Regions from separate parts of the Homo sapiens genome. Here region 2 is linked to region 1. Evidence: read pairs that join two places in POLR2A ChIA-PET (ENCODE). Cell type or tissue: GM12878. All regions are shown on one strand. Links, peaks and the distances in the headings refer to the core of each region. The heading gives the core; the rest is flanking DNA.

Evidence for each region. Peaks named below come from ENCODE experiments on the same cell type or tissue, not always from the same donor. Only the 100,000 strongest peaks of a DNase experiment are listed, where the experiment ranks them.
Region 2: POLR2A ChIA-PET joins it to region 1 with 5 read pairs; 1 of 35 experiments calls an interaction of 5 or more read pairs at or near these places.

The regions. Positions count from the first base shown.
Region 1 is chr3:132,620,891-132,633,031 of GRCh38, reverse strand. ACAD11 (acyl-CoA dehydrogenase family member 11) reads left to right here. Exons shown (of 20, transcript NM_032169.5): 6 at 1,553-1,691; 7 at 2,474-2,595; 8 at 4,586-4,692; 9 at 6,215-6,341. NPHP3-ACAD11 (NPHP3-ACAD11 readthrough (NMD candidate)) reads left to right here. Exons shown (of 45, transcript NR_037804.1): 31 at 1,553-1,691; 32 at 2,474-2,595; 33 at 4,586-4,692; 34 at 6,215-6,341; 35 at 11,740-11,900. Among named protein-coding and RNA genes, the nearest start is that of ACKR4, 30 kb to the right of the region's middle. RefSeq lists enhancers at 1,919-3,118, 5,356-5,855, 5,856-6,357 and a silencer at 7,273-7,322. In GM12878, for the core only: no CTCF peak of the experiment used is centred there; a DNase peak (open chromatin) is centred at 7,241; H3K27ac peaks cover 790 bases.
Region 2 is chr3:133,130,662-133,142,802 of GRCh38, reverse strand. The region is part of intron 2 of TMEM108 (transmembrane protein 108); the gene reads right to left. Among named protein-coding and RNA genes, the nearest start is that of TMEM108, 98 kb to the right of the region's middle. In GM12878, for the core only: no CTCF peak of the experiment used is centred there; a DNase peak (open chromatin) is centred at 4,622; H3K27ac peaks cover 506 bases.

The DNA.
Region 1 (12,141 bases), core at 5,769-8,268:
AATTGTCCCTGTTTGCAGATGACATGACTGTATATCTAGAAAACGCTGTCGTCTCAGCCCAAAATCTCCTTAAGCTGATAAGCAACTTCAGCAAAGTCTCAGGATACAAAATCAATGTGCAAAAATCACAAGCATTCATATATACCAATAACAGACAGAGAGCCAAATCATGAGTGAACTCCCATTCACAATTGCTTCAAAGAGAATAAAATACCTAGGAATCCAACTTACAAGGGATGTGAAGGATCTCTTCAAGGAGAACTACAAACCACTGCTCAATGAAATAAAAGAGGACACAAACAAATGGAAGAACATTCCATGCTCATGGATAGGAAGAATCAATATTGTGAAAATGGCCATACTGCCCAAGGTAATTTATAGATTCAATGCCATCCCCATCAAGCTACCAATGACTTTCTTCACAGAATTGGAAAAAACTGCTTTAAAGTTCATATGGAACCAAGAAAGAGCCCGCATTGCCAAGTCAATTCTAAGCCAAAAGAACAAAGCTGGAGGCATCATGCTACCTGACTTCAAACTATAATCTTTTTCTTTAAGCATAAATTGGATCATACGCTATATACTATTCTACAAATTGATTTTTTGGCCATATGTACAGCCAAATGAACATAAGAAATGAACAAAAGAATGTCCTGTATTCTTAATATGAAGATATATATTCCCTTTGGGCGGCCAAGGCGGGCGGATCATGAGGTCAGGAGGTCGAGACCATCCTGGCGAACATGGTGAAACCCTGTCTCTAGTAAAAATACAAAAAAAATTAGCCGGGCGTGGTGGCGAGCACCTGTAGTCCCAGCTATTCGGGAGGCTGAGGCAGGAGAATGGTGTGAACCCGGGAGGCGGAGCTTGCAGTGAGCAGAGATCGCGCCACTGCACTCCAGCCTGGGAGACAGAGCGAGACTCCGTCTCAAAAAAAAAAAAAAATACATATATATATATTCCCTTGATACATACTGTTACAAGGTAGAATGAGGGAAGCTTTCTGTTTTATTGGTTCCACATTACATGATTGTTTTATGTTGCTATATAATGGTGGATTTTATATTTATAAAACTAACAGTATCTTTTATAACAATTATGCTTTGTATCTACAACATGAAATAACTTTTAAAAGTACCATGGATGGAGTAGTACATTTGTTATACAGTTAGATTAATTACTAAAGTAAATGTTTAATGATGCATAACATGGATTATTAAAATATAAGTAATTCACTATAATTCCTTTTTATCACAATTACTTCCAGTTGAGAAGTTTTAACTGCTTTTGCATCTGCTCATTAGCAGAGATATTAAGGCTGTGTAAAGTAAAATGAGAAGGACTGATGGCCAGCGATGGAACCAGAGGACTTAGCTCTATATAATCAAGGCTAATTGGCTATTTTATAAATGAGATATGCCACTGTGGGTAAAGACCTGAAATTGACTTTTGATGGAAAACATGATTTTGAATGTGTTCAATGTTATTTATTTCTTTATTATACTTGTTTTAAGTTTTAATGTGTTACAGACCTCTTTATTTTTAATTACAGTGTCGAGTTATAGCAGTGCTGGATTGGGAGCTGTCAACCATTGGTCATCCTTTGTCAGACTTAGCTCATTTTTCCCTGTTCTACTTTTGGCCAAGGACAGTTCCAATGATAAATCAAGGTTCTTATAGTGAAAACTCAGGTATAAAAACATAATGTTGTCTAAATTGCTATTAATATAAAACTGTCTTTATTACTTTCATAATTAAAATATAAATCTTGCAATTTTAGATAATAGTTTTTGTTTCTTAAACATTTCTATTTTATTATGATTTTTATTTTTATTTTATTTTTTTGTTGAAGATAATTCTTTTTTTTAATTTATTTTTATTATACTTTAAGTTTTAGGGTACATGTGCACAACGTGCACGTTTTTTACACATGTATACATGGGCCATGTTGGTGTTTTTTAGATGCAAGGTCTTGCTCTGTCACCCGGGCTGGAGTACAGTGCCACAATCATAGCTCACTGAAACCTTGAACTCCTGGGCTCAAGTGATTCTCCCACTTCAGCCTTCTGAGTAGCTAGGACTACAGGCACACACCACCATGCCCAGCTAATTTTTTTATTTTTTGTAGAGATGGTGTCTCACTATGTTACCCAGGCTAGTTTTAAGCTCCTGCTGTCAAGTGATCCTCGGCCCCCGCAAAGTGCTAGGATTATAGGCATGAGCCATCGTGACTGGCCTATTTCATTTTCTTCGTTAAATTTTCTGAACTTAGCATGCCACTTTTAGTAATTTACGACCAAATATAATCCTTTGTATATAATAATCTTTTGGAAATCAAGATTTAGAACATGTTTTGTTGTAAGGGCTAATGGTTATTACATTCCGTTTTACATATGCGTCTCAGTCTCATAACATTTTGAAATATTCACCACGACATTTTAATTAAAGTTTATATTACATGCTGTTTTTATAGGGATACCATCAATGGAAGAACTGATTTCAATATATTGCCGCTGCAGGGGAATTAATTCTATTCTTCCTAACTGGAATTTCTTTCTTGCCCTTTCATATTTTAAGATGGCTGGAATAGCACAGGTAATTAATTGTTTTAAACGTGTGTTTCGCCATTATTTACCAGTGTACTGTTGACAATGTTTTCCAGTCTTCCGGGTTTTATATTCTTTATCCTTAGATCATTTGGCTTATCATAATGACAGGTATCAGACATAGGTAAAATATAAATCCAGAATTTACAGAATAGGAATTTGGCAAGGAAAAAATTTGAGTAGCAAAATGTATTATCAGTTTTTTGTATAATAAACTTACAAGATGGATGGAGGAAGAATGACATAATGTTAAAAAGGATTAGTAAGGATTAGTCATTTCCTGAATATCCAGTGTGAGAAAAAGCTAAAATCTTTTGATGATCTCTGCCTCAGACTATGAAACCATTTATTAGTTAGGGTTGATGATGAGGGAAGAATTATCTTTATACTTCCCAGAGGCTAGCACAGTATCTAGTATACAGTAACCTCTTAAAATGTTTTTGAGTAAGTAGATGAGTAAGATTTTTTTATTTTCATCGTCATATTTGTGTGATTAATTTTGAAAGATAATAGAGCATAAATTTAGGGTTTTTTTCTAATTACATTGTAATCTAAACAAATGGCTTCTTCTTTATACTAATCCAGTTTTCAGGCACTTTGAATCTTGGAGATTTAAGAAATTGAGATGCTTCATCAATAGCAAGGGGCTAGGGTTTAGAAGAAAAACAGGTAAATAAGTTTAGAAGTGAAAAATAATGGGAAAAGAAGGATTAAGGAAAATTATGATAATTTATTTTCTGTCCTCAGAGTTCATGCTATCCATGAACAACTGAAATAGTTGTGTTACATCTCATCTTGTACCCTGAGTTAATCATGTTAAAAGAATGGGTTTCTCAAAATGGGTATGTCTCTGTGTTTGACAGTTTCCACAAATAAGATACCAAATAGGCTTTAAATTTGAAATGGCTTTTCATTTCCAATAAAAGTTTGACATGGATTATGATTGACATTAAAATGTACAACATAGGCCAGGCACGGTGGCTCACGCCTGTAATCCCAGCACTTTGGGAGGCCGAGGTGGGTGGATCACCTGAGGTCAGGAGTTCGAGACCAGCCTGGCCAACATGGTGAAACCCCGTATCTACTAAAAATAAAAAATTAGCCAGGTGTGGCGGCATGTGGGCCTGTAGTCCCAGCTACTCAGGAGGCTGAGGCAGGAGAATTGCTTGAACCTGGGAGGTGGAGGTTGCACTGAGCTGAGATCATGCCACTGCACTCCAGCCTGGGCGACAGAGTGAGGCTCCATCTCAAAAAAATAATGTACAACATAAACTATATATACTGTACATGTAGTAGCTTTGGAGATGGTCATAAACATTCCAATCTAATTGGAAATATAAAATTGAATATGATGGAAGAACTATTACAGTGTTTTATTTATTACAGTGTTTTATTATATAAGGAATTATATAAAGAAGACACAGTGATGTTTGTTTTTAGGGAAGAGGAAGGAGTTTATTATGTTGAAAGTACAGAAATGGAGAATTATCAAAGAAACACTGATTAGCATTCAACTAACACTGTTTGAAAGAGACAGTTTTACCTGCATTAGGGACCCAAAAATGAGATAAAATGTTCTTAGAGATCGTCTCATTGTCTTCCTTTTGATTTTATAGTTTTTTAAATCTTATTTTTGTTTCTTTAGATTTTCCCCCATTATGAAGGAGGGTAGTGATCTTTAGAGGTGAAATAACTTGCAGACTTGGTATCTTTGGTAACTGCTGAGATCATTTGCAAGTTTGATTTGATTATAAATTAGAATTATGTTAGGATGAGAGTATGTGAACTGTATGATATGAGTATGACTCTTTAGAAGGGTGTAATTACCCCTGCATGTACATTAATATCGTCGATAGTCTGTTTTACGTCTTCATACCCTGTGAGTATAATGTCACATATAACTGAGAAACTGGAAAGATTGATTGGATTGTTGAAGGACGGTTTTCAATGAATTTTAATTGTTCTATGTTTATTTATAGGGAGTATATAGCAGATATCTTCTGGGAAATAATTCATCTGAGGATAGCTTTTTATTTGCCAATATTGTGCAACCTCTGGCAGAAACTGGACTACAACTCTCCAAACGGTAAGGAAAACAGATTCCTTGGCTAACTCAAATTAGAGCCTTTATTGGGTATGTGAAGGTTATACACTTTAGGGGAGTAGGGATTATTTTTATTGCATACACCAGGATTGCTGCTGCCAATCACAATAGATTTTTGGTAAATCTCTTCTATGCCTAAAAACAAATTGACCTAAAATATAAAGAAAATCTCCGTATTTAGGTTTAAAAGTATTTTTGTGCCACTTGATTGTGTAAATGTTTAAGGATATAGATAAAACTCTCAAGTGTTTCTTTCTAATATTTAAGTCACTTACATATATCTAATTTTAAAAATGCATTATATAAGATGATTTATTAATTTAGAAATATTGTTCTTTTCCACTGTTACATTTCATGAAGTTATATTCAGACATTTCATAAGCATCTTTGAAACCCATGTCTTCATCAGCAGAGCACTTTTTCAGGCATCGAACACACTTTGCCAGTTTCATTCCCATTGCTTACCAGATGCATGTGTGATGCTGTCCCAGAAATTCTGCTTAACCCACAAGTACCCATGGCATAATGTTAGGACAATTGCTTTTTTCCAATTTATCTTATAGATGGGTATTTGTTCTCTCTACACCATAACAATTGATTCTGTTGTGCTTCATAATGACCTTTACAGGTCTTCTTTATTTTATTTTAATTTATTTTAAGTTCCGGGATAAATGTGCAGAGCCTGCAGGTTTGTTACATAGGTATGTATGTGCCATGGTGGTTTGTTCAACTCCCGCTTACGAGTGAGAGCATGCAGTGTTTGGTTTTCTGTTCTACAGATCTAATATTCAGCAGCTATATTTGTGAGGCATATATTAATAGTAAGAATAATGATTATTTGTGTTCAATTCAACTTCTTTGCTTTTTCTTCTGGAGATTCTGACGGGTGACTTCAATAAAGATTCAAAACTAATGAAGCGGGATTTTTTGCTCCTTAGTTCAGCTAAAATCCAGGTTCTCGTCTCACAGGAAAAATTAGGCACACAGACACATTAAAGGATGAGGAGGGCCGATTTATTAAGCGAAAAGAAAGCTCTCAGCAAAGAAAGGGGGGGTCCTGCCAACAGGCGCCCACCTCACACATTGAATACCAGGCTACCACACTTGAGCTAAAGAGGCCAGGCTCCTCCCCTTGCATAAGGCGCGAATTCCCGGTGGCTCCACCCCATTCCCCCAGTGTGCAGGCAGGCCCCCAGTCCATTGTGGGCATGTCCAGACAAGACCCTGTGCCTCCTGCATCTATCACTAACATTGCTTGAGGTGATGCCAGGCCTATATGTTTTCCCCAAATAGTGCTTTAAGCATTAAAGTTAAATGTTTAAAATGGAAGTGATTCTGCATTCAGTCCATAATATGGAAGACTTTTTTAAAATATAAAATACAGCTACTCCTTCTGGGGGATGTTTTTTGGGTAGCTGAGGAAACTTCACATTATATTAGAAATATGTAATAATGATCTTTGGACATCTTTGTAACCTTTTTTTCCTTTTTTCTTTTGGCAAAGAACTTTCAGTACTGTACTACCACAGATTGATACTACTGGACAGTTGTTTGTACAGACTCGGAAAGGTCAGGAAGTTCTTATTAAGGTGAAGCATTTCATGAAACAACACATTCTTCCAGCTGAAAAGGTGAGTATTATATAAGCAGAATGTATTTCTGCTAAAGGACTATCAATGAATACTTTTGTTATTTCTGCTTATAGGAGAAGCATGGTGTCATTTTCTTTAGTCAATCCTTACCTAGATTCTTCTTCTCACCTTAGAACTAAGCCACGATAGAACAAAGGGAATGCACAGATAAGTCTGTGGCATTAAAATTAAGCCAAAGAGAATTAGTAGTTTTAACATTGGGAGCCTAACTATGTTAGAGTAAAACACTACTTTGGGGGCCTTGTCCTAAGGCAGTAAGTTTCAGCTTTTTTTTTTTTGTAAATATGGACCCCTTTGAGAATTTAATGAGAAGTGTAGACTATACAAGATGGACACACCTAGAGAATTTTACATATCATTTCAAGCTGTTCACAGATACTACCACCCCTCTTCCTATAAGCTACTATTTTAAGGCATTAAGTTTCAATAAGTTCACTGAGAGTAGAGAGGCAATATGGAACATTCATTCATTCAGTTACCAAATAATTATTGGGTACTTGATGATGCTTAGGCACCTGGAAAGCTACAGAATGTAAATAGATAATAAGACATACAGGGCTTATGCTCATGTGAAGCTTAGACTTTAGCAGGAAAGGAAGACACTAAATAAGAGATGATAAATGTTGTGAAGAAAAGATAAAAGCTTTTACAAAAATATGTAAGGGAGTTGGGGCAGGCTGTTTATATGTGGGTAGAACACTGGTGTAGAAATGCTAATGGCTTTATTCTAGTCTATCCCTGTCACAAGTTTGGTGGCCTTGTGTTAGATGGTCTTGCGTGGCCTCAGTTTTTTCCTCTACAATGTGAGTAGGTATGACTAAATATATAACACATTCTCATTTTAATCATCTATGATTCTGAGAGGTCTACAGCTAGCCTGGTAAAATCAAATAGGGAACTGAAAGAGACCAAAATCCTTTTAACAGAAATGTTCAGAGCTGATATGTGTTTGTAGGACAGTTTGTGCTGTTGCTTGAATTATATAAATAATTATTATATTTTTAGTAAATATCTGGCTTGAGATTAACTTTGCTCACAGAATAGGGTATAATTTCTTTAAAAAATACTACTTAAAGTGAGGAAATTCTTTCTAAAATAGTCACCTCTCACATGTGTTTAGTGACTGAAGTATCTTGAATATTTTCTGATCTAGTTAGTGTTTGTTCAATTCTGATTTTTAAAACTGTGAACTCTTGAGTATTAAAAAGGGAATGCAACACTTTTAGGTTAAGATAGCAGTGTGAATTCAACATTGTCCTCCCCTCCCTCAAATAAAATCCAATTTAATAAATAATAAGTTTTTTTATAAAATGGAATAAATTGGTATAAGCTTGAAAACAGAAGAGGGACATATCAGAGGAATTAAGGTTTTGAAAAGAGAATGGAAATTAGATTTGGAAAGCAGAATGGATTAGCCCCTAGAATAATCTAACAATAGAAGCCATATCTCAGAAGAAGTTTGAAAGAAGTCTGTAGCACAAGTGGTAACCATTTTCCCACAGTGGAGTCCACTGTGATTGGCTTATATAGAAAGCAAAAATGAGAAGAGGAAAAGAAATCAAGATGTTTGATTTAAGAATTACCTGCAGGTGGACGACTGCTTCGGTTGGTCTCTTATAACCTGTTATAGCAATGGTGTTTGCCCCCAGGCAGAAGGCTGCAACAGCACTCCAAAAAATGCAAATGGACCAGTGTGCTGGCTCAAGCCTGTAATCCCGGCACTGTGGGAGGGCGAGGTTGGTGGATGGCTTGAGCCCAGGAGTTTGAGACCAGCCTGGGCAACATGGCATAAACCCAATCTCTACTAAAAATACAAAAATTAGCCCGGCGTGCTGCACACCTATAGTCCCAGCTACTCGGGAGGCTGAGGTGGGAGGATTGCTTGAACCTGGGAGGCAGAGGTTGCAGGGAGCCGAGATTGCGCCACTGCACTCCAGCCTGGGCAACAGTGAGACCCTGTCTCAACAACGACAAAAAAGCAAATGATCTGTTTCAAAGAAGCCAGGGCTTCAACATGAGATTTAGTGCCCTAGAGGAGGGTCCTCCATGTTTTGGCTTTTTTTTTTTAATGGAGTCTTGCTCTGTTGCCCAGGCTGGAGTGCAGTGGCACCATCTCGGCCCACTGCAACCTCCGCCTCCTGGGTTCAAGCGATTCTTCTGCCTCAGCCTCCCAAGTAGCTGGGACTACAGGTGCCTGCCACCAAGCCTGGCTAATTTTTGTATTTTTAGTAGGGATGGAGTTTCACCATATTGGCCAGGCTGGTCTCGAACTCCTGACCTCGTGATCCGCGCACCTCAGCCTCCCAAAGTGCTGGGATTACAGGTGTGAGCCACCACGCCCGGCCTTTTTTTTTTTTTTCCTTCAAGAGACAGGGTCTTGCTGTGTCTCCAAGCTAGAGTGTGTGATGTGATGCTATCTCACTGCAGCCTCAAACTCCAGGGCTCAAGCAAACCACCCAACTCAGCCTCCTGAGTAGCTGGGATTACAGGAATATGCCACCATACCGGGCTAAATTTTACATTTTTTTGTAGAGACCTGGTCTCACTCTGTTGCCCAGAACTACTGGCTTCAAGCAATCCTCCCACCTCAGCCTCCCAGAGCGCTGGGATTACAGGTGTGAGCACCTGCACCTGAACAACTTTTCTTTTTTCGGGGGTGGGGGAGGGTGGTGGGGGGTGGTGGGGATTGGGCAGAAATCCCAGGTTGTCTGTCCTCCCTGATTACTGCCTGATTCCTACCTACTTTCTCTAAAATGAAGCCTATCTGATAGCATGCTAGTACTTGCAATCAGCCCATCATTCAGAGGAGAGGCCAGAATTGGCAGAGGAAACCAGGCAGGCTTGTTCTTTCATTGGTAAATGTGAATAAGCATATAAGAGAAACTGCAGCACAGAAGAGGTGTCACAGGTTGGGTTGTGATACTCTGCTGAACTTTGTGTCATGCAGCTATTGAAATATGTACAAAAAATTTGCAATAAAAAGAAGTGCTTTAAGATAAATAAAAAAGCAGCCTATAGCTTTAAAGGGAAGATTGCCAATGTTTTGTGTGACCAGAAAAGCCACAATCATTTGTCTTTGAAGATCCTTTAAATCTGAGACATAACCATATCTGATAATGTGAGCTTTTTCTTCTTTTAAAAAAATTGAAAAAAAAAATCGTACTGTACCAACATCTATAAAAACGTTTTATCCTGTAGAATGATAGTGAACAATACAAATCTCTGTGTAACATGTTAGAGGATGTTATTTGGAGATTATATTTGGAGAAAAGTAAATAGCTTTTTCAAAATCAAAGAGGGAAAAATCTATATAAGATTCTATCCAACATTATTATAACTAAGCTTACAAAAACCAAAACAGTCATTTCTAGAAAATAGGTTGTATCATATAATACAATACTTTAACAGCACTTGTCTTTAACCACTGAGACGCTTCATGACTTTTTCTTTATATTTTTAGATATTTTCAAATTTTCTATAGTGAGAAAACATAAGCTTCATTTAAACTATTCTAATGACCTTTTGAAACTCCTTGAATATTATAAAGTGAGAGCATAACCCTTATCTATGAAAATATTAAAAGCCAATTCTTCCAATTGGAAAATATTAAAAGCCAGTTTAAGCCAATTTAAAATGGGTAAGAAATCCTAAAAATAGCATGTAAAACAGGAACTAGCAACATAACACAGTGAGAACACACTTTTAACATAATGGTAACATTAATCATACTTTCCTGCTGAGTCTAATATACTAAGGATGAACTGTTGCTTCTTTCTAGTAGACTTCAGTTTAAAATGAAAAACATTTTGCAAAATTATTTGTAGGCTCAGATTTAAGATGCTGAACCAACCAACATACTCAAAATTAGTATCTCTGTCAGTGAGTGAGGACGCAGTATGCTACAGGTGATATTTTGGGAAGATTGACCAGGCACCAAGCATAGTTTCTGCTTTTGGCTATTAACTAATAAATTACTTTTCTTACTTTAAGAACCAAAGAAGGGTTCTTTATAATGAGGAATTTTATTTAATTTTGAGTCCTACCGTGCCACAAATAAACTTTGCAGATATCTAAATGGATAAAATTTAGAACTCAAAGTATTAAATAATACAAATTTTAAAATTATATAAACACTGGCATAATTTAATTTCTTCAAACTGTGGTCAGAGATGAGAAAAGGTGGTCAGAGATTAGAAAATGAGAAATGTACTGCATAATATATTTCTTATCAAACACAGTAGCATTGAATATTTCCAAGGCAATATGAGGGATGGAAATAATAAACAACCCCAAACAGGAAATCTTCCAATTTAACGGACTTCCTGACAGAAATGAGAAGGGCTGTTCATCCTGGTGCCTTTGAAAGAGCAGACCTTTGCCTTCTTGAGGTTTTCATTAAATACTGCAATACTCTAGACTAGCCATGCTTCAATGAAAGGAACATTTTAGTACATTGTTATATGAGTGTAAATTGATAGAATGATTTGGAAAATAATTTGATAATATGGGTTAAGAGTTTTGACAATGTTTGTAAGTAATACCACTAGCCTAAGTGTAGAAACATACAGAGATACTATAATAGCAAAATATTGGAAAATGCTGTTATACTCCAATATTTTTGTTCTATATTCTTTTAGTTGTACAAATTAGTGATTGTTATTGTTTTATGTGGCTTTTTTTTTTTTTTTTTTGAGACAGAGTCTCATTCTGTCACCCAGGCTGCAGTGGGGTGGGGCAATCTCGGCTCACTGCAACCTCTGCTTCCTGGGTTCAAGTGATTCTCCCGCCTCAGCCTCCTGAGTAGCTGGGACTATAGCCATGTGCCACCACACTCAGCTAATTTTTGTGTATTTTGGTAAAGACAGGGTTTCATTATGTTTCATTTGGTAAAGACAGGTAGGCCAGGCTAGTGTCAAATTTCTGACCTCAAGTAATCTGCCCACCTTGGCCTCCCAAAATGCTGGGATTATAGTTTCAAATTTTAAGTTTACCTACCTATTTATCATTTTATTTATTTACTATTCCTTCTTGCAACTCAGATGTTTCTTCTAGGTCAAGTTCCTTTAGTGTGAATGTGCGAGTAAACTTTTCCCTTTCCTTTGTTTATCTTTTTTGTTGTTGTTTTCCTTTTTTCTTGCTGGGGAGAGGTGGCAATGACTTTACTTATTGTTAATACCTTTATTTTGCCCTAGTTCGTGAAAGATAGTTTCATTGCATATAGAATTTTACAATGACAGTTATTTTCTCTCAGCAATTGAAGCTATTATCCCAGTGATTTCTGGCTTCATTTGTTGCTTTGAGAAGTCAGCTCTCAATCTTAACTGTTGTTTAATTATCAGTAATCTTTCTTTTTTCCCCTCTTCTTTCTCTTTTTCAGATTATGAGACTGATGCACTGCCCTACTGCGCTAAGGAGGCAACCTCCTCTTTCTAAGAGCTTTTCTTTCTCTTTAATGTTCTGTAGTTTTACTATGCTCTGGCTTCATTGGCTTTCCGAATTTGAGGATTGCTGTCTTATCAGTTCCGAAAACTTTTAAGAGTAATTTTTCCAAATATTGCCTCTCTCTTTATTCTTTATGTCTGGGACTCCAATTAGACTTGTGTTAGAACTTCTTTTTGAATTCATTATATTCCTTTACCACTCATATTTGCCTTCTTTTGAGTTTCTGTGCATCATTCTGAGTAATTTCTTCAGGTCTTTCTTCCAATTTATGATTTGTTTTTTCAGCTGTTATCTAATCTATTTTTCAACATCCACAGAGTAACTGTTTTCAAATTTT
Region 2 (12,141 bases), core at 3,370-5,869, 510 kb before region 1:
GTGAGAACTTAATAAGTGTTAGTTATAATTATACTACACTAACAGCCTTATCAAGTAGAATCCCTAATGAGGGGGCACAGATTGTGAGTTAAAGTATTAGCAGGTGTTTTATTATCACACTTAATCACATGGGGAGAGGAGAAAAGTAGAATCACTAATACTTGTAAGGCCTGATTTCTAGAACGAACTTTATGCCTGGGATGTGATGTTTTAGGGAGCAGGGACATGTGGAGTGTGGAGTGTGAAACCGTGCTCCAGGATAGCAGCAGCCTGGTGCAGCCTCCTGCCTCTACTTCCCAGCACACACATCCACCCTGAGCAGGTAATGTTCTCACGGACCTTGACAAACATACTTGCTCTTGTTCCTCCAGCTGAGCTGCTCTCCTCATCTCCCCTAAATATGCTGAATGCTGTCCATCCTCAAATGCTGTTTCTATCCCTGGCTCCTCAGCACCCTTCCTGTCCGTAGCTAGTCTCATATTCTGCTTTTAACTCTTTTTATGTGTAAGTTGAGAAATTCACTGTTCCAAATTTAACTTTTACCACATTATCCATGTACATGGATTATATTATATTAGGTGTGTTCACCTAACAGGTTTGTGAATTCCTTAAGGACAAAGTCATATCTTACACAAGCTTATTTTGTATCTTTTCAGCAGCCGTTCTTAACTGGGGACAATTTTGCCCCCCAGAATATATATGACAATGTCTGGAGACATTTTTGGTTGTCATGATGGGGAAGGGGAGTGCTACTGAGATCTGGTGGGTTGAGACTAGAGACCTTCCTAAATACTCAACACACAAGACAGCCTGCCCCTCTTCTCCCCATAACAAAGAATTGTCTGGTCCAAAATGTTCATTGTATTAGGGTTGAGAAATCCTGTCCAATAATACCAAGGACAGTGGGAAAATGAGATTCATTCCAATTACATGATTTTTTTCTGTAATGTCTTAATGGGCCAAGCACTAAGTTTCAACTTCCATTCCAGGGTCATGTCCACTAACCCAAGGTCCTTTCTTTTTATTAATAGCAATAATGATAACCATGAAGATAAAAGTGGATATATTTTGTTTTATATTGTTTGGGCCTTGTGGTATTTGTGCCAGCAGCAGGGACTGTTCAATTGTCATTATGAATAGAGACAATGACATCTCCTTGGCAAAGGGTAGACCACACAGGTCAGTCCCTGGCTTACACTTCATCCAGTTACATGCTCTGAAAGCCTTTTACCAGCAGGCTCATCCCACCTTACTTATCTGAATATTAATACAGCCCATCCCATGGACAGGTAGCGTCTGAGGTTACTTTTTCTGCTCTTGCCCAGGTATATCTAAGGTGACTGAAGTGGACTCCTGCATACCACCTGCTTATCTCCTTGCAGTTTTCTTTTGCCAGTCCTGCCACACTTGCCCCATCCCTGTGAATGAGGTTTATGTCTATGTTCCTAAATGAGTTCTAGTACAGCCCTATAGTTCAGGTCCTCATCCTTTATCTCTGGCTCTCAGCAAGCTTCACTGACCTGGAAATGAACCTTGCTCTCAGTATCCAAGGCATCAGCTGTGGGCCTGCTTCAACCACAATGGCCCTGCTGGCACCATAGCTCTGGAAACAACCTAACCATTAGAGAGATCTGTGCCCAAAAGAAATGAGACTATTTGGCCTCAAGATCTCCTGAGTATTAACTTTACCCCTTAAATGGTATGATTTTAACCTTTATTTTAATAATTTAGATTCACAAAAGATATGAGCAACATTACTATGATTTGGTAGGCCGGATCCTTTTGGAGTGAACCTCTATAGTCAGTACCTCTCCCCTAGTCTACTGTGGCATGCACAGCCATTTCACTGCCAAAATGGAGCCCATGCTTGGCACACATAAAATTTGAAGGAGAGGGGCATGTGCACATATTTTAAAATTTTTTAAATCACAATATATAATTATTAAAAATTAGAAAATAAAATAACTTTTGATTAGAATTATGACTAGTTTCTATCCCATTCTTAGAGCCAGACTTCATTTTAATTTTCTGTCTTCTGGTACTGTGATATGTTTCTATCACTCAAATGTGATTAAGGCTTAAGACTTCTTATGGAGTACAGAAAATAGAAGGGAATAAATGACTACTTTGAGATCACGGCAACCAATTTGGTACTTAATTTCTGTTTTGTGAGGATGGTTTTAAAAGACTCTTTACCACAACTGTATCCTGCCTAGACTTTTTCTCAAAAAAAGATCTTATAAATTTGCCAGATTTATTGAAGTAAAATATTATCCAGCAGAATATCTTCTTTCTAATCAATCTGTCCTCTGAATTGCAAAATTCACAGGACACAATTCTTCACAACTCTACCATTCAGGATAATGTCTGTTGATATGATCTTTCAAATTACCAACAGATCATCAAGGAATATACATAGCTGACTGTGTTCATTAAATCAATATGGTTTAGGGCCAAGTCATGGTAAATTGCACCTGCAGGGCTCGTAGGAGATAATAGAAGAGACTCAAGATGTTTACAACTATAATGTCTATGCACTAATCTGAAGTCAGAATTGTAAAATAAGTTTTAAAGAAAACTTATAAATTATATGAAAAAGAGGTGGGATTTCTGGAATGGCTTAATGAGGAGCTCGGCAAATCTTTTCCCCAAAGGGCAATGATAAAAGTGGGCACAGTTGTCAAAAACAACCAAATTAAGATTCTAAAAACTGATCAATGGCATATAACAAATTGAAAAGGATTTATAAAGAACACCTACTGAATCTTAGTAACAACAGTGGAATCTGTGACATCTTCCCCAGAGACTGCTCCTATCCTCTTCCCCCTCACACCTTAGGCTCCATTACCTGAAAGTCCTACCCCAGCCTCAGCAGATGAGGAAGACTATGTGGGCTGGCAGCTCACTGCCCTGCTGGAGGGGGCTGACTATATTTGGAACAGGGCATGGAAAACAGTGCCCAGGGTACTATCAGAAATAAGAGATGTCACAGTGGCAAGCAATCAGGACAGCCTAACATCAAGGCTAGCCTAGGTTTTGATACTGGTTGGAACGAGCAAACACAAAATGGCAGAGCAGCCAGAAATTTAATAAGAAAATCCAGGGAAGGAAAGAACTAAAGACAGCCTTTTAAAGATCCCCTTATCTCTAAAGGTATACAAGGCTGGGCAAATGCTTAAAGCTGTGCGTACACAGGAAAGACCAGACAGGGCTCTAGAGAACTACCTATCCTTTGCTGATTTTCCCCTAGTCATTGGGTGTCTAGTACATCAAATGATAACTGAATTCACTTATAACTATTTTCTGGAGTTACAAATCATACACTATGGGTCATCTATATCACTTCCTTTATTACACAGATGAGAAACACAAGGCCTCTGAACACTTTAAGAACAAGAGTTTCTAAAAAGTTAGTAGAAAATCAACAGAGGTTGTTTTTTTCTTGCAAATTTGTTTAAGTTCTTTGTAGATTCTGGATATTATCCCTTTGTCAGATAGATAGATTGACCCAGCAATCCCATTACTGGGTATATATCCAAAGGATTATAAATCATTCTACTATAAAGACACATGCACATGTATGTTTATTGCAGCACTATTCACAACAGCAAAGACTTGAGACCAACCCAAATGTCCATCAATGATAGACTGGATAAAGAAAATGTGGCACATATACACCATGGAATACTATGCAGCCATTAAAAAGGATGAGTTCATGTCCTTTGCAGGGACATGAAGCTGGAAACCATCATTCTCAGCAAACTAACACAGGAACAGAAAACCAAACACTGCATGTTCTCACTCATAAGTAGGAGTTGAACAATGAGAACATTTGGACACAGGGAGGGGAACATCACACACAGGGGCCTGTTGGGGGGTGGGGAGCTAGGGGAGGGAGAGCATTAGGACAAATATCTAATGTAGATGAACACGGGTTGATGGGTGCCACAAACCACCATGGCATGTGTATACCTATGTAACAAACCTGCACATTCTACACATGTACCCCAGAACTTAAAGTATTAAAAAAAAAAATCAACAGAGGTTAGTACAAATGGCCCCTGCAACTATGCCAAAATCCACTTAACTGCAAAAAGGTGGCATAAAATTAACAAACAAAAATTGGTCAGGTAAGTTAGAACTTATCTGAATACACGGTTATACATGAACTTCCTCAACCTTTGGCAGGGATGTCCAATCTTTTGACTTCCCTGGGCCACACTCGAAGAAGACAAATTATCTTGGGCCACACATAAAATACACTAACAATAGCTGATGAGCTTAGAAAAAAAAAATCACACACAAAAAAATCTCATAATGTTTTAAGAAAGTTTATGGATTTGTGTTGGGCCACATTCAAAGCTGTCCTGGGCCGCCGCATGCAGCCCACAGGCCCTGGGTTGGATAAGTTTGATAGTCTCTCTTCCTTTTCACTCCTTTTTCTCCTGTGAAGTCTTATAAAGGAAGAGACTAATATGGGTTCTCCAGAAAGTCATTCCTTGTGGGGTAAGGTGATAAACTCTACCTTGGAGAATGAGTCACACCTGTTCTGTAAATGGTCATTGCTTGTAACCAATCCTCCCACTTTCTGTTCCTCTTTTTCTCAACTCCGGATTCCTAGTTCTAGATCTTCATTTTATTTTCTTTGTGGGTGACAACCTGGCTAAAAATACTCTACTCTTTTGGCTGGGTATCTACAAGTCCCAGGGAAAACAACCATGAATAGATATAAGCTCCAGTTCCAATTGCCATCCAAAACTATTAACATTTTAATCTGTATAACACAACTTGTTTCCATAACAAAAGGCTATCCATTCATGTTCTCAAGCCCTCTTATTGTAAATTCTGCTTGTTCAAGCAAGTGATTTTAAGTTCTCTTGGAGACGACAGAACACTCCATGTAAATTAAATGCTGTTTTCCCCTAAGCTTTGTAGAATGCAGGAAGCCACTTTGGATGGGCACCAAGGAGACCTGCTCCCAAGACAACCTTTATATGTTCCTTTCCTGACAGCTCAAGCTGTCCCATCCTTGGCTGTCCCATTTGGCCCATCCGTAGCCTTTAGTCAATTTTAAACCACTAGGAAAAACAAGGACCAAATCCTTGTATTTGTACAGCTGACATCTTTGCTGCTGAGAACCTTGTGTAATCTATCCTTGTGACAAGGATAGCCAGAAACTGTAATAGTTTAAAAACATATCTGACAAATGGTCTAACAGGCAGTCAAGAAACAGTTCAAAGCAAAGAATGAAGTAGGGCTGGCTGCTGCACCGTGGAGTGAGCCCCTTCAGATGTTTTCCTTCCTTTGTTACTTGAAGACAGCATCTGGGGATAGAAGGCTGGGAATCTGGGGCAGGCGTGACAGGATGGTGTTTCGATCAAGGGATAACACCTGGGTGAAACTAATTCATCATGGAAACCTCATCTGCTCTTTCAAATTAGAAAAACATACTGAAAGATGACTGACGGCAGCGTGGTATAGATTTTGCCAACAATTACACTGGGTTTGAACGGTAGTTGCCATGTGCCTGCTCAGTGACTTCGGATGGCGTCTTTAGTCTCTGAGCATCTCTGAGTTTCCTTTATTGCACAATAGATTAAATGAGATAATTTAGGTACAATGCCTAGCATTGTTCATGCGTTCACATATGTCACCACTTCTCACTTTCTGCCTTACTGATGCCAACCAGAGACAGGTGCTAGTGATAAACACCGTCTCTATGCAGATGTAGGAATACAACTTCTTATCATAACTAATTTCTAACAACAACAACAACTACAAAAACTCCAGGACTAATTCTGCAATTTAACAACTCAAATTCTATCTTTCAGCAAGGATGAAATGATTAACTTTTACTTGACACTTTTCCTCCTGAGTCATTTCTTTGATCCAATATTTTAACAGCAGCTGAGCGACACAGCAGGATTCCATGGATCAGCCACCACCAACCACACAAAAGGCTAGGAATTATTTCAGATCAGGATGCTGCCAGAGCACAGCTCCCCAAATAAAACATTTTATAGTACAATTTTTGTTTTCAAAACTCCCTGACCAGCTCCCTTTCCTCTGCCAAGAGATGCCTGGATGTGACGGGATCCTCTTCCTACCCAAATCTGGAGCACTCTGTGATGGCACCAGGTAAAAGGTGATGCCCTGTTCAGGTTTCAGGCTGACACACCACACCTGCTGTCAAAACTACTTCACACCCTGGTGGGAAGAAGCTCCTCTCAATTCTCAGTAGTGCCCACTGCAATTATTACATGTGAGTAAATAATAAGTCACAGAAATACTGTGATGACTCACACATCAAAAAGAAAGCCCTAGTCTGGGCTTACAGGCCAGGAAGCAATCTCCAGGGGAGAATCTGATCTTGCTAGCTAAAAAGAGCAGGTAGGAAGCATAAGCCCTGCAAATACTTTTCTAATTAAATGAAGTATGTTTTTCCCTCCCCTCTTCTCTTGCCCTGTCTTCCTTCTCTCCTGTCTTGACAGATGCTCTTAGACAATCTGGGTTACATTTGTCAGCCTGAAAACAGTGCTAAGATAAAAACAGACACAAAACAAGAGGTCCTACCAGTCAAGAGCAATCAGTGCTCAGAAGCAATAATTTTGCAAAACACAGTGAAGGCAGGACTACATTTCAAGTTTCTGACTTAAAATGTAACTGCACCCCAACTATTATTTAATTACACTTTATTGCAGAAAATAGACTTTGCATCCTGAAACCCAGATCTGTATTCCAATTCAGAAAGTAAAAGAAAAATAGTAATGACCACAACAGCCAAATATAATCAGAAAATGTCGCAGAGTTCTCAGCACATAGATATCCCCCCTAACATCTCAAATATTAATTCTTCTAAAACCAACGCACCATTTGTCCTGAAGCACATAAAACGTTTTATGCTACACATTAAACTCATCATCTCTAATGCCACCCTCCCTCCACTCCCAAACAAGAGCACTCCTTCCTGTGCTTTCAAGCTTGCTGGTCCTCCAAATTAGAGTCCCTGGAGTACATCCTCCAGTGCTCTACACTTTGAATCTGTTAAGATTTTACCGCACGAATGTCTTTTAAAATTTCTTTTCTTCTCTTCATTATCCTTGCTTTGCCTTGCTTTAGTTACTCAGCTTCCTCTCAGGTGACTATTGCAGCTCATGGCTCTCCATGCAGTCACACAGTTTACCTCTAAATAATGCATCTAATCATGCCAGTCCCCGGCCTAAAACCTCCCCCAATTCCCTGTTGCATTCAATTTGGCATTTAAGGCTCGTCACAGCCCACCATCTAGCTAATTCACCTCTCTAGCTCCATCTGGCACCAACCCGCGCCTAAGCTCCAGCCCACTGAGCTGATGAATGTTCCATGAATATACTCATAGCCTTCCATAATTTAATGTACACTTATTGTTCCTGAGACGCTCTCCTCACTCTCTAGAGTTAGTCTCCCCTCTCTGTGCTCTCAACACTTTGTCCTAACCTCTAATTTTGTACTTAGTTTACATTGCAATTACATATTGTATGGGAGTGAGCCTTATTTATCTCTGTTATCACTGATGTCTATTACGGAGTTTGCTATTAGAAGAGAGAAAGACCCGCTAAAGGAAATTCTAAAGTACGTACTGCAGAAAGAAAGAAAAAAAAAAAAACGATAGCAGATGAAAACCTCGAAATGGAAGAAAGTAACAATGAGAGAAGATATTGATAAACAGATGGGAAAAGAAAAACATTGTTTAAAACTATAAGAAAAATGTGTAATTTGTGGAGGAAAAATAGAAAAGCCAGAGAGATATGTCTTTGAATTTTGGAGCATATTCAAATAGAGATTTTTTTTTTAAAGGATGCCTGTTAAAATAGCAGGAGCAGCTACTAAGGAAGCAGACAGACATAGAGCAAACAACCTCTAAACAGGTAGGGGGGACTTGGAGTGAGGAAGAAAGACTTATCAATTCAAAAGACAGCAAGATGGGTATGCGAAGGCAGACAGAGTAGTATAATGGATACTACAGACTCAGAAGCGGGGAGGTTGGGATGGGGGTGAGGGATGAAAAAATACCTGCTGAGTACAATGCACACTATTCAGGTGACAGTTACACTAAATCCAGACTGACTTCACCACTCTACAGCTCATCCATGTAGCCAAAAATACCACTTGTACTCCTAAAGCTGTTGAAACAAAACAATCTTTTATCATAAAAATAATAATAATTTAAAAAAAAACAAGAGACAGCAAGAAGAGAGGGGGAAAGAAATAGCGTTAATAAGCACCCCTATTACTCAGGAAATTACAAGCATTTTAGGAGCTCTGTGTCAGAAACTGAGGGCAGTGACCAAATATATATTTCTTATTATATCACACATGGCAATTAAGAGAAATAGACAAATCCATCACCAGAGGGAGAAACTGCAGTACAACTCTCCTAGTAATTGATAACTTCAGCAGATAAAAAAAGGTCAGTAAAAAGATTTAAATAGCATAATTAACTTTTAGATGTATAGAACATATATAGAATATTGAATACAATAATTAGTGAAATATTAACTCTGAAAACTGACTAAGCTATAAAGAAAACCTCAATAAATTGCAAAGGACTGATATACCAACATTCCCTTACAATGCAATATTAGAAATATATTTTTAAAAGATAACTAGAATGCACAAATGTGAGATTTTATACATATATATATAATCTATACTGTATATATATATAGAATAGTATTCAGCTTTAAAAAAGAAAACTCTGAGGCAGGGAGCGGTGGCTCATGCCTGTAATCCCAGCACTTTGGGAGGCTGAGGTGGGTGGATCACGAGGTCAGGAGATCGAGACCACCTGGCTAACAAGGTGAAACCCCGTCTCTACTAAAAATACAAAAAATTAGCCAGGGGCAGTGGCAGGTGACTATAGTCCCAGCTACTCGGGAGGCTGAGGCAGGAGAATGGCGTGAACCTGGGAGGCAGAGTTTGCAGTGAGCCGAGATCGCGCCACTGCACTCCATCCTGGGCGATAGAATGGCGTGAACCTGGGAGGCAGAGTTTGCAGTGAGCCAAGATTGCACCACTGCACTCCATCCTGGGTGATACAGCGAGACTCCGTCTAAAAAAAAAAAAAAGAAAGAAAAAAAAAGGAAAAAAAAAGAAAACTCTGCCACTTGTGACAACATGGATGAACATGAACATGGAGGGCATTATGTTAAGTGAATAGGCCAGGCACAGAAAGACAAATGGCATATGATCTTCCTTACAGGCATACCACAGGGATGTTGCAGGTCCAGTTTCAGACTACCATAATAAAGTGAATATCACAATAAAGTGAGTCACACAGATTTTCTGTTTCCCCAGTACCTATAAAAGTTATGTTCACATTACTGTAGTCTATTAAGTGTGCAATAACATGTCTAAAAAAAGTACATACCTTAATTAAAAATAATTTATTGCTAAAAATGCTAATGATCATCTGAGCCTTCAGTGAGTTGTAATCTTTTTGCTGGTAGAGGATCCTCAATGTTGATGACTGCTGACTGATCAGGGTGGTGGCTGAAGTTTGGGGTGGCTGTGGCAATTTCTTAAACAATAAAGTTTGCCACATTTTACCCACAGAACTTCTTTCAAAATTGGAGTCAATACTCTCAAACCCTGCTGCTGCTGCTGCATCAACTAAGTTTATGTAATATTTTAAATCCTTTGTTGTCATTTCAATAATGTTCACAGCACCTTCACCAGGGTGGACTCCATCTCAAGAAACCACTTTCTTTGCTCATCCATAAGCAGCAACTCTTCATCCCTTCAAGTTTTATCATGAGATTGCAGAAATTCAGTCATATGTTCAGCCTCTACTTTTAATTCCAGTTTTCCTGCTATTTCCACTACATCCGCAGTGACTTCCTCCACTGAAGTCTTAAACTCTTCCAAGTCATCCATGAGGATTGGAATCCACTTCTTACAATCTCCTGTTAATGTTGATATTTTGACCTCTTCCCATAAATCACGAATGTTCTTAATGGCATCTAGAATGCTGAATCCTTTCCAGAAGGATTTCAATTTACTTTGCTCAGATCCATCAGAAGAATCACTATCTATGGCAATTATAGCCTTATGAAATGAATTTCTTAAATAATAAGACTTGAAAGTTGAAATTATTCCTTGACCCAAGAGCTGCAGAATGAATGTTGCATTAGCAGACATGAAAACAAGAATCTCCTTGTACATCCCCCTCAGAGCTTTTGGGTGACCATGTGTATTGTCAATGAGCAATAATATTTTGAAAGGAATCTTCTTTTTCTGAGCAGTGAGTGTCCACAGTGGGGTTAAGTCGTTCAGTAAACCATGCTATAAACAGATGTGTTGTCATCCAGGCTATGTTGTTCCGTTTATAAAGCACAGGCAATAATAGTTTAGCATCATTCTTAAGGACCTTAGAACTTTTAGAATGGTACATGAGTATTGGCTTCAACTTAAAGTCATCAGCTGCATTAGCCCCTAACAAGAGAGTCACCCTGCCCTCTGAAGCACTGAAGCCAAGCATTGACTTCTATTCTCTAGCTATGAAAGTCCTAGATGTCATCTTCTTCCAACAGAAGCCTGTTTCATCTACATTGAAAATTTGTTGTTTAGTGTTTAATGATCTTAGCTAGATCTTCTAGATAACTTGCTGCAGCTTCTCCATGAGCACTTGCTGCGTCACTTGGTACTTTTCTGTTATGGAGATGGCTTCTTTCCTCTTACCTAATGAACCAACCTCTGCTAGCTTTCCATTTTTCTTCTGCAGCTTCTTCACCTCTCTCAGCCTTCAGAGAGTTGAAAAGAGTTAGTACCTTACTCTGGATTAGGCTTTGGCTTAAGGGAATGTTGTGACTGATTTAATCTTCTCTCTATATATTATCTATCTATCTATCTTCTATATATTCTCACTCTCTCTATATATATCTGAATCACTAAAACTTTCTCCCTATCAGCAGTAAGGCTGTTTTGCTTTCTTATCATTTGTGTGTTAACTGGAGTAGGACTTTTAATTTCCTTCAAGAACTTTTGCTTTGCATTCCTAACTTGTCTCGCTGATGCAAGAGGCCTAGCTTTTGTTTTGGCCTTTAGGCTTTCAACAAGGCTTCCTACACTTAGAGGCCATTTTAGGGTTATTAATTGGTCGAATTTAATATTGTTGTGTCTCAGGGAATAGGGAGGCCCAATGAGAGGGACAGAAGTAGAACCGTTGGTTGGTGGCATAGTCAGAACACACATAACATTTATCAATTTGCTGTCTTATATGGGCATGGTTCACAGTGCCCTAAAACAATTATAGTAGTAACATCAAAGATCACTGATCACCATACGAGATATAATAAAATTTAAAAGTTTGAAATATTGTATTACCAAAATGTGACACAGAGACATGAATTAAACACATGCTGTTGGAAATAGGTGTTGATAGACTCGCCCAATGCAGGGTTGCCATAAACCTTCAATTTATAAAAATTGCAAAACACAATAAAGTGAAGCATAATAAAATAAGGTGTGCGTGTACTAAGTTTGTAAACGTTGAGAAATGTGTCTTGAATAATAATTTCATCTCCAAAAGAGGAGGCAGCAGCTGCTGTAAAATGCTGAAACAACCCCTTCAGGAAACATTCAATCTTAAGTGCAATTGCCTTCCCTTTTTAGTTTTAAACGGAAAAGTTTCTATACAAAGCTGTTTACATAAATATTCAGCTGTTTACCTCTGCACACAAGGTAGAAAAGCAGAAACCTGATGACAATTCAGGAACACTAAACAGACACCAGCTCAAAAATGATGAAAAATTTAGGGAAAGACTCAACCATCTACCACATTAGCCTAATCCATTGGTATTTCATAAGTAATTTCTTTTTAACAGTAGATAGAGTGTCATAAATTTTCAGATAATTTTCTTGAAAAGTATAAGTTATGTCAGTTAAATTATAATGGATAGATTATATTCCATTTTAATGCCAATATGCTCCCTTGGTCTGAAGAGAAAGGCCCAGAGATGCATCTGGTTTGGGCACCAGCACATTACCTGCAATCTCGTTTATCTGTGTAGCAGTCTATATCTTCCAATAGTGGCCACTGCAAGATTGTGAGAAACTTTTCACTTCCCTATCAAGAGATGGAATCTATTTCTACTCCCATGG